Regions from separate parts of the Homo sapiens genome. Here region 1 is linked to region 2. A link is an interaction called in ENCODE POLR2A ChIA-PET data of the cell type or tissue named here. Cell type or tissue: Panc1. All regions are shown on one strand. Links, peaks and the distances in the headings refer to the core of each region. The heading gives the core; the rest is flanking DNA.

Region 1 (5,357 bases), core at 1-5,000, 400 kb after region 2:
TCTAAAAGCCTATGGCATCTTTGACATCTAATTCAGGCAAGAGAAAAATTGCTCCCACCTCTCTTTCATATCCTAGAAAAATACACATTACATTATTCAAAATTTAAACTGGGAGTATCTCTGTCCTTGGTGAGACTCTGAGCTCCCTGAGTTCAGGGATGCAGTCTTATCTCATGTATCTGCCTCCATCGCCCAGTACAGAGCCCAGCACAAAGCAGCGACTTAGGGAGAGGGTGCTGAGTGGAATTTGATTGAAGGGAAATTGGAACTGAGGTGTGGCAGCTACCGCCAGTACCCTACACCTACACAAACACACATGCACACATGCACTCACGCATGTGCACATGTGCACACGTTTCTGCTTCCTCAACGAAATGCTTTCCCCACATTCTTCCAATCGTTTTTGGCACCTGTCCCAACCACCTACCTCTGTACCACCTGCTTATGGACCTAAAAGCCTCGAACAGTTAATTCCCTGCTCCCAGACCTGGAGAGGTACTCACTCCCCAGATGAGGCACTTTCAAAAGCTGCTGGGGCATCAGATGCGCACCCAGCAAGGTGCAGGCTCTGTGGCTAGCCAGGGACAGCTTGCTCAGTGAGTTCACATTCCCAGCAGGGTATAATGAGGGGGTATGAGGAGGGCAGGGATAGCCAGCTTAACTTGAGCAAGACCCCTCCTCACACAGGCTAGCTGTGTGACCCAACAGAGGAGGAGGGGGGTTTCTCCCACTTCAATCCATTTGGCCTATATTTTTTAGAGAGTTTGATTTGCACAATGCAAAGTTAGAGGCATTAGAAGACACCATAACGGGAATCCTGAAAAAATAAAATGACAATTAGTAAGCCCTCATTTCCATGTTTTCCCACGAAGTTGTAAGCACAGCCCTATGGGGGGAGTGGATTACCATCCCCATGGTCACAGATAAGGAAGAGGAATTGGCATCTATGGAGCACCAGTCAGTGCTATGCTAAGAAGTTTGTAGTTATCATTTTATTTTACATTTACTCTTTAGCCCAAACTGCCAAGTGGAGATTATTAACCCCACATTAGAGATAAAGAAATTGAGGCTGAGAGAAGGCAAATAACTTGCCCAAGATCCTGAGAAATAACTAATCCTAATCCCCAAACTGGGATTAATTCCAAAGTCCCATGCCCTTCATCCACTCATTTGTTTAAAATATAGTACTTAGCACATAATAGATGTTTATGCCCTATTCCACCCATGGGTTTCATGACCCTGGAAAGATCCAGATGCCAAAAGGACCTGCCTGGACCAGGGAGAAAGATAAATCCCAAATTGGAAATGAGATTGTAGTTTTAAAGGACTAACTGGCCAGAAAATGCTCAGATCTGCCGTAAAGGTGTATTCCATTGAGCACATGTGAAGGTAATGATTCAAGAAAAAATAAAATTGTTTCATGCTTATATCTCACCAAGACCAACCTATTCAATGTGCCAATTGCAATAGCATGAGGCCCGTTATAACAAGAGGGGCAGGGGCTTCTGGGAGGGACAGAGCATAGGCTCAAAGCCCAGCTGTGCGGAGTCAGAGATGACTTCCCTGAGGGGACTTACAGGATGAACAGCCATCCAGGCAGAGGCCTGGTAGGAAACAGAGAGTTAATGTGCCTGCAATGACAGGACAAATGGACGTGAAAAGGCTGGAGAGGTGGGGGTAGGTAGGAACCAGATCGTAAAGGCCCTTGTAGGTCAGGGTGAGGACTCCAGACTTCATTCCAAGGATAAAAGAGATCCTTTGCAGGGTTTTATGCAGGAGTGTAAGAATCTGATTTGCAGCTGGGCACAGCGGCTCACGCCTATAATCCCAGCATTTTGGGAGGCCGAAGTGGGCAGATAACCTGAGGTCAGGAGTTCGAGACCAGCCTGGCCAACATGGTGAAAACCCTTCTCTACTAAAAATACAAAAACTAGCCGGGTGTGGTGGCACGCAACTGTAATCCCAGCTACTCGGGGGCTGAGGCAGGAGAATCACTTGAACCCAGGAGGCAGAGGTTGCAGTGAGCCAAGATCATGCCCCTGTACAACAGCCTGGGCGACAGAGCAAGACTCCATCTCAAAAAAAAAAAAAAAAAAAAAGGAATCTGATTTACATTTATAAAACAAAGTCTAGTTGTGGTATGAAGCAGAGATTGAAAAAGTGAAAAAGTCAATTCAAGAAGCTTAGAAAGAAATCCAAGAGATGACGGTGGCTTGGACCAGTGACAGTGAAGGGAGGAGTGGGGAAGTGTGAAAAGGATTTCAAAGAGCTCAGCAGTCATTTATGGTGAAAGGCTCATCATCTATTATTTCTCCGAGGAAATTCAGGACTTCAGGACAAATCTGTGTCACTTTTGATCCAAAGATGTGCTTGACTCAGGGGACCCTGGGCAGACAGCCAAACCTTGTCCCCCAGCCAGAGATGCTGGAGGCTTTGGAATGTGGAGATGAGCGGTTAGGAAAGTGGTTCAATGACTGGGCAAAGAGCGGCATCTGGCACAGGAAAGACCAAGTGATAAATGCATTAAAATGCAAAGCAAAACACGTTGCAAAGATTGCTTATCTAGGACTAATGTGTAGCATCTAAAGCACAGTCTCCATGACCCAGTAGACCTGAGATTCATCAGATTCGGTCACTGACTAACAGGGGAAGCCGCTTGACCACTTTGAGCCTAGATATTTCCATCTGTAAAGTGAACATAATAAGGCCTCTCTCTCACAAGCCTTGCAGGGGCCTGGGAAAGTTAAAGAAAATACCAGTACATCACCAAGCATGGCCCATTTACTTAGGCCACGGAAAATAAGAGATACTCAGAGGATACCAAAGGATACTCAGAAGTTAGAAAGGAAAGGAACTGCTGATTGACTGGATGTGGGGGTGAGGGTAAGGGCAGAGGCCGGGCTGATGCTCAGATTTCTGCATGAACACACAAGTGGATGTTAAGATGTGGGAATCCCTCCCACACAGACCCCGGCCTGACTCATGCCTACCAGCCCCATGTATAGGAAGCTGAGTAATCCTCCACTCCTTCCTTCCTATTGCCAAGAATTTCTCTGGAAGACCTAGCTCCCATAAAAATAAACATAAGAAAAACAAATATTCATCAAGCATTTACTAAGTGCCTGCTGAGAACTTTACATGCATTACGTCATTGAAGCCTCACAACTACCTATGAGGAGGCAAGTACTATGATCCCATTTTACAAGTGAGGAGACTGAGGCTCAGAGAGGTGATGTTGGTGGCTCACCCAAGTCCTCCAGGTGAGTAAGTAGCAGATCCTGGCCTCAAAACGGGGCCTGCCTCTGGCCCACCTGAGCAGAGTCAGAGTTGCAACTCGCCTGTGCAGCCCATGTTGCAGGCGCCCCTCCTGGGAACCCACCAGGCCCAGCTGCTGCAGCTCCAGCACACCAGGCGGTCTAAGCCAGTTCTGACAGATGACTGATTTACTGGAGAGGCTCAGTAGGGAACAGCCGGGCACCTGAGTGAATTTGTGACCCCACAACCAGGTGTTCCTGCTGCCTGTTGACAGCACCTGGATTACGTGTGGCAGGAAGAGGAACAGGCCCCGGCCATTCAACACCATATCGCAGCACCGACCTGCTTTGGCTCTTGGGGATCTCCCGCTCTCAAATATTTGTGACCGCTGACTCCCTTGCTTCTCAAAGGGTGGTCCATGGACCAGCATCATCGCATCAGAACCAGCTGGGAGCTCACTGGAAATGTGGAAACTCAGGATCCAGCCAGGACCTTCGGAGTCAGCCTTCGCATTTGATCTCCAGGCAGCTGCAGTACACGTTGATACAGTCGAAAGAACACAAGACCACAAAGTCCAGAGACCTCGGTAGGAGTCCTGACCAGCCACTGAGAGGCTCTGGAACCTTGGGTGAGTCTCTTCTGAGCCTCGGTTTGCTCATCCATAAAATGAGAGTGTTTAGACCAGATAGTCTCCAATGTCAGCCAGAAAACACTCAGATCTGCTGGTGGAGGGAACAAAGGCCTGGGGAGTCAGACTCAAAGCTCCATAAATATTTTAATTAAATAAGCACATAATTAACTTCACAAATTTTTACGGCACACCTACAATGTGCTAGGCATTCTAGCCCCTATTGATAAAGAAGTCCTTGCTCTAATGGGACTTGTATTAATTTTCTAACTAATGAAATGGGGTTAAAACTCCAACTCTAGTCCTTAGTAGCTGTGTGACCTTAGGAACATGATTTAACTTCACCACTGTCTAGTTTTCCCACTTATAAAATAATAACAACAATAACAAGAGCAGCTAACCTTTATTGAGCACTTATTGTCAGACACTATTCTAAATGCATGCAAAAATTCCCTAGGAGGCAATATAACCTGAGTTCCAATCCTGATACCCGCCTCCCCACTTAAAGCTGCAGGACTTTAGGGCAGTTACTTGGCCTGTCTATGCCTGGGTTCCTGTGTTGGCTGCTGTGATGTGTCATGGGGTACCCCTTCCAGAATGAAGAACTTATTGCCCTCAGTGGCTGGAAGTGCTGTGGCAAGACAGCCCACAGCTGTCAGCCCTTTCTGGGAAGTCCGCTTGGGTCAAGAAAACTGACTCACTCAAGTTCATGTTCACATCAGATGTCTGATCAACATAGGAGTGCAAAGTCTAATCCCCTTACCCCACTTGGATCAACTGAAGGACCATCCAAGTTCCAGAGCAACCCATGGGGCCAGCTGAGGTCTTGGCTGAGACCATATTACAGCTCAAAATTTCCCTGGGCCCCTCCTGCCTCTTCCCTCTTCCCACCGGTGTTGGTCCCAAGAGCACTCCCTCTTAAACAGACTGCATGCCCATGTCCGTCTCAGAGTTGGCTTCCTGAGCAACCCAGTCTGCTGGATTCCCATCTATAAAATGAGAACAAGCACAACACCAACTTCATAGGGCTTTTGTGCACGCTACATGAGTAAACATATGAAGTGCTTAAAATCCCTGGAGTGTGGGAAGTGCTCTAAATGTACGTGCTGTCACTGTTATCATTGGTATTATTAGTTCATGTAATCCCATTAAGGAATGTATCTCCTTGGTCTCATTCTAAAGGGAGCAGCATGTGCAAGGGCACTGAAGCAGGTAAGTGTGAACAGGGAGCTAAAGAAGAAAGGCCCAGTAGCATAAGATGAGGCTAAAGGGGAGGTGTCAGGGGGCAGGAGGCCAGAGCATGTGGGCTCTCGCAGGCCATGGTAAAGAGTTTGACCTTCATTCTAATAGTTAAGAGAGTGGAAGACCCTTCCACTGAAGGGTCTTCAGCAGGAATGACACACTTACCCCTCAGAGCTGCCCAGCCCAGGGTTGGACCTCTCTGATGTTAGTGTCCACTCTTACTCCCTCTCAA
Region 2 (5,360 bases), core at 361-5,360:
AAGATTAGGGGAAGAAGCAAGAAAAGACTTTAGGCTTGGATTTAATTAGATTAAATCCTCAGTCAAATGATGGTGACGTTACCTCTGTCACTGGGCCATCATTGATTCCTCAGTGTCCCAGATGAGGATACTGGTGCTCAGAGAGATAAGGTAACTTATCCAAGGTAATACAGAAACAAATGTGTGGCATCAGTATTTGGAGTAATATCCATCTGACCACAAGGCTCATTTTTTTAAAAAAATATATTCTAACAAGAAGTTCTGTTTCTGACCAAGGATATACTGTTCTTTAAAACTTTAAAAAGGTGATGGCTTAAAACACACTAGAAAGTTTAAATTTAAAGTTTCTGGTCCTTTGTATAAGACTATAAGATGTAGCTTCCTAAAATCTAAAGCTCTCAGAAGTGCCTTCATTACTGCACATGACTAGGTGAGCTGGTTCCTGGCCTCAGCAGGATGTGGGTGAGACTCGGGTCCATCAGACACATGTCCATTCCCAGAGTGGAAAGGATGGGGTAGTGCTGGGGCTGGAGTCAGTCAGTGGCAATAGGAGAAAGTCCTAGCAGAAGAGAAGCACCTCCAAATGTCCAGCAGTAGAAAAAGGGAGCCAGGGACAGACTGAGTTGTCTTTTAGCCACATCTCTCAATCAGCTGGAGGGAGATCTGTTAAATGGATGGGGGAACAGTGATTAAGGTACGGATTCTAAGATTAGGGGAAGAGCCAAAAAAAGACTTTAGGCTTGGATTTAACTGGATTCCCCCCCAAAAAAGTTACCAAAATGTGGTATCAGAAACACACACTAAGGCTAATTTTTTAGGAAGGTGAGCAGAGTCCGAATATCAAAAACAGGTCAAGGCAGGAAAGGGATAAGCAGAACAAGTAACTTGATGCACTTGAAATTCCAAATAAGGACTCCTTATGGTCTTGTATCTAGGGACAGCATGCATAGGATTCACCAAATGCTGGTATCAGAAAAGGCATTAGAGACAGAGAAAATAGCATCTACCAAAACATAAAGGCTTGAATGTATATGGCATTTTGGGAAATACTGGACCTGTGATTGAGGGAAGTAGTACTTGGAAAATGTCAGGTGGAAGCAAATTGCATAAGACCTTGAATGTCAAATTGCCTGGAATTGTCTTGTAAAAAGTCAACAAATCTGGGTAATGCTAACTGGCAGATGATAGAGGGCAAGAGGAAGACACAGGGCCCGTGGCTGGTGCTTAATAGAAAAAAAATGAATAGTATGATAAATTCTGCTGTAGGATGACACACACAGCAAATAAGTGAATTAAGATATTCAAGCTAGAAGAGATCTTGGAGACTAATTTCTTCATTTTATAGTTCAAGATACAAGTCTATAAAACAGGAACTCATGGTCATGTTAGGCAACTAGAACCTAGTGCTCTTTCCATTCCATTGTACTTTGAGATTGCAAGGTTAACAGAAAATTAATTGAGTTCTCAAAAATTTGATATTGTTAGTTATAAAAATAAATGAGAAAAAAAATCTAAGTTTCTTGTGGCCTGGGAGTGGGACTGAATAATAAAACTGAAAGCCAATTTTCTGACCTAATTTCAGAGTCCAAGAACTTGACCATGGACCGCCCTTGGCTCTTCTCCCCAACTTCTGCAGGTTGACCTCATGTGCATTTGATCCCTCGGTCTTCAAGCCTTTTAACTCAAAAATTGGCATAAAACATTGCAAAGTCAAAAATATAATTGCAAGAGATTTTCTGTTTTGCGTGGAAATGAAATCTAATTCCAGGAAACAGCTAGATGCCAAATCCAGGGAAAGGTAAGATCAATATGAAGATAAATCCATTCAAGTTACTAGCCACTTGCTGGTAACCCTAAACAGAGGAGTAGAAAACAAACTTTAATACCTGGGTTTCCCAAGAGAGCAAAGACCCACTGCTTATTTCCATTTATTTTCTCACCTACACTGGTGCCATAATTGAGGTAGAGATACTCGAAAGAGCAAATGGAGCCCAGAGGAGGAAGCCACCATTATTGGGGAGACCAGAAGGCTCACCAGAAGAGGTAACATTTGAATCTGTTTTTGAAAGATTAGAAGGTATTTCTCCTGACAAAAGACAAGAGGAAGGTTATTCCCAACAAAGGAAATAATTTATGCACAGACATAAAAGGGACAATTGAGTGGATGGCCAATATAGTTCAACATGACAAGAAAATGAGATTGAGAGTACGGAGAAAGAAAAGCATTTCAGGCTTGTGCAAGGGCAGACGTGTGGAAGAACATAGTGCGTCAGAACAATGTCAAATAGTTACATGTGGGTCGAGCCAAAGTACAAGAAGGAATATAGAGGGAAATAAGGCTGCAAAGGGGAGGGGTCAGGCCAAGGACGACTGTGAATACCTGGCTAAGGAATCTGCCTCTTATTCTGCAGCTGGGGACAGGAGTCCACTAAAAGTGTATGAGCACATTTGAAATGTGCTTTGGGGAAAACAGACTTTTCCTCAAGTTTCCTCACCTGCACCAACATCACCCTTCTCTGAGCAACTTACCACTAACAGGAAGACTGCTCATGGGACCCTTAACACTGCTAACTGGATTTGCCTCCTTTGTGCTGTGAACAGCTCGAAGGCAAGGATGAGGTCTAAATAAACTCTGTATCCTGGGCACCCAACACAGAGTCAGCCCCATGGGAATGCTTGTTGACTGAATGCAGGCTGGTGTGCCCAAATAAATCATGGAATAAAGGGAAATAGGATGCAGCTGTGTGTTCTGTTGACCTCCTCCCACCTCCCACACTGACCAGGTCCCAACAGTGGCTGGATAAGTGGGGCAACATTGTTTCTTCATTCTTTGGTAGGACAATATTAACTACTCTCAAGTGCCACTGGGTTACCACTCAAAAAGGGAACATGGGAACAAATGGACCCAGCTCCTTGGTGACTAGGGGGACGTATTTCCTGAGATCAGGACATCATGAATGCATCCCACTCCATTCCTCAGGCCCCACTTGGTTCTGCCCACACAGACTCCTATCCTGCAAAGCCAAGACATTTCTGATATTGAATGTAGCTGATTGAGTGTGAACATAGATGCCTTCCTGAGACCTATGTGTATCTAGCTCAAGGCGTAAGATCCTTCCAGACAAGTAGCTGTGCCAGATGGCAATACATCTATTATACATCTGTATTGGTTCTCGCAGCAACATTGCAAAGTCAGTCTTACTGTCCCCATTTTACAGGCAAGGGACCCAAAACCTAGAATGGTGGAGTGGTTCTCAACCCTGGTTATAACAGAGAATCACTTGAGGGATTGGTAAATACTAACGACCAGACCCCAGCCCAGATTGCTTGAATAAGAGTTTCTGGGGTGAGGCTCACACATCAGTGTCCAAGGTCACACTGCTGGTGAGTAGCAAACCCAGGACTGAAACTGAGCTTCCCCTAGCCTCAGTATCCTTTCCAAAGCCCCATTTGCAGTAAGCAAAATTCTGCTTGAGAATTGTCCCTGGGAGCTTTAGGTCTGGTGTAAACATTCAGAAGCTGGGTGGGAGGCAGAGAAGGGGACAGGAAAAAGGCGTTGCATCAATTTTCCAGTTCCCTAGGCTGCTTGCTTTTGATCTTAAACCAAAGGATTGATTTGTGGCTTCTGTGGCCCATTAACTGTTTAGATTCCTGTTCAGAACACAGCACAGTCTCTTTCCTGCCAAGCAGGGGTGTCCTGGCACTGGGGCCTTGCTCTTGTGTCTCTTTGATTGGGGCATTGCTAAGGGCAGTTTTGGCAGCTTTATGGGCTGCGTCTCAGGCTGCTGACGTGGCCGCCTGATGGATGGCCTGCCGTGCTGTGCTTCTGGGGCCATGCCCCTAACTTCACCGAAGGAACTTGCTTGGGCCATGTGTTTTGGCTTCTTTTTATGAGAAGATTTGTGTTCGCCCATGAATCACAGAGTAGCCATGCTAGAAAGAACCTTATAGATCATGTGATCCACGACCGCCACTATTATCACTCTCCAGACACTTCTCTGATGAGAAAATGGAAGTTTATTTGATAATTAAGTATTAATTATAAAGTTCAACAGAATAAAATATTTCTATACCAAGAAATTATTATAAAAATGTTTATTTCACATCAACTATATGCCAGAGACTTTACATATATTATGTTGCTTAATCCTAAGGGCCACTCATATTGCACAAATCCAGGGGGCACCATTTATCTCATAGAGTATATATTACTTTACAGATGTTCAAGAACCTCCTAGAATAGTGCTGTTCATAACTTGGGTGGCCATACCTGGTAGCCCTCTTAGGATTGCTGGCAACCTTATGAGGAAGCTGTCATTCCTGCAGTGGTTCCAAGTACTCAATACCTGTTTCCTTCTGCAGCAAAAATGGCTCATCACATGAAGATTACCAGCCAAGTGGGAAACAAGCACCACCTTTGAGATGTGTCATTATAATGTGTATCAGGCAGTTTTTGCTACATAACAAATCACCCCACAATGTAGAGGCTGAAAGCAATTAACTATCTGTTATTGCTCACAAATCTTTAGGTCAGCGGGGAAGTTCTGTGGATTTGGGCTCAGCTCAGCTGATCTTGGTTGAGCCTATTGATACATATTCACCACCTCATGTGTAAACCATCCCATTCTAGGATGGCCTTGGCTAGGGTGGCTAAGATAACTGGGCCTCTCTCCATGTGGTCTCCCTTCGGGAGGTTAGCCTGGGCTGTTCACATGAAGGTCAGAGTTTCAAAAGAACAAAGGGAGCAGGTAAAACCTCTTGAGGCCCAGGCTCAGGACTCATATAATCACTTCTGCTTCTCTGTTTGGCCAAAGCAAGACACAAAGCCAGTTCAGATTACAGGGGTAGAGTAATGAAGTCCACCTCTGAATGAGAGCAGGCACAAAAATTTGTGGCCATTTTGGTAACCTATTGTCCCTATAACTCAAAATTACAGAGTTATGGGTTAACTCTGTTAGAGAACATGGCTTAGGTTTCCATCTGAAAGTGGTATGACCTACACTTTCCCCATAATGTACCAGTCTGACCAGCAGCTGTCCAGTTACAAGAGGAAAAGCTGGAACACAGAACAAAAGATTGGGATTGTTGTCCAAAGCAGTGAGTTCATCTAATAGGAAGGGGTTAGTGTTTGACTTTCATTGGTACCTATCACTTTAGATATTCTGGTACATATCACGTTAGATACTCCTTTTCTCTTAAAGAGAAGTGTGTAAGGATCTGAAAGTCTATAGGTGTTCCATTTAGCACTGAGAGGGGAGTAGAATGTAAGTTCTTCCCTCTGTGGTTCAAGGTGGGAATGTGGGAAGAATAGAGGAGAGTGTCCCTTCCTGATCAACAACCCCCAAATCTAGACAAGGAAA

The links. Peaks named below come from ENCODE experiments on the same cell type or tissue, not always from the same donor. Only the 100,000 strongest peaks of a DNase experiment are listed, where the experiment ranks them.
Region 1: POLR2A ChIA-PET joins it to region 2 with 8 read pairs; 2 of 35 experiments call an interaction of 5 or more read pairs at or near these places.

Annotation. Positions count from the first base shown.
Region 1 is chr1:55,308,429-55,313,785 of GRCh38, reverse strand. No RefSeq gene overlaps it. Among named protein-coding and RNA genes, the nearest start is that of MIR4422, 85 kb to the right of the region's middle. In Panc1, for the core only: no CTCF peak of the experiment used is centred there; a DNase peak (open chromatin) is centred at 2,965; H3K27ac peaks cover 273 bases.
Region 2 is chr1:55,710,685-55,716,044 of GRCh38, reverse strand. No RefSeq gene overlaps it. Among named protein-coding and RNA genes, the nearest start is that of LINC01753, 230 kb to the left of the region's middle. In Panc1, for the core only: no CTCF peak of the experiment used is centred there; no DNase peak of the experiment used is centred there.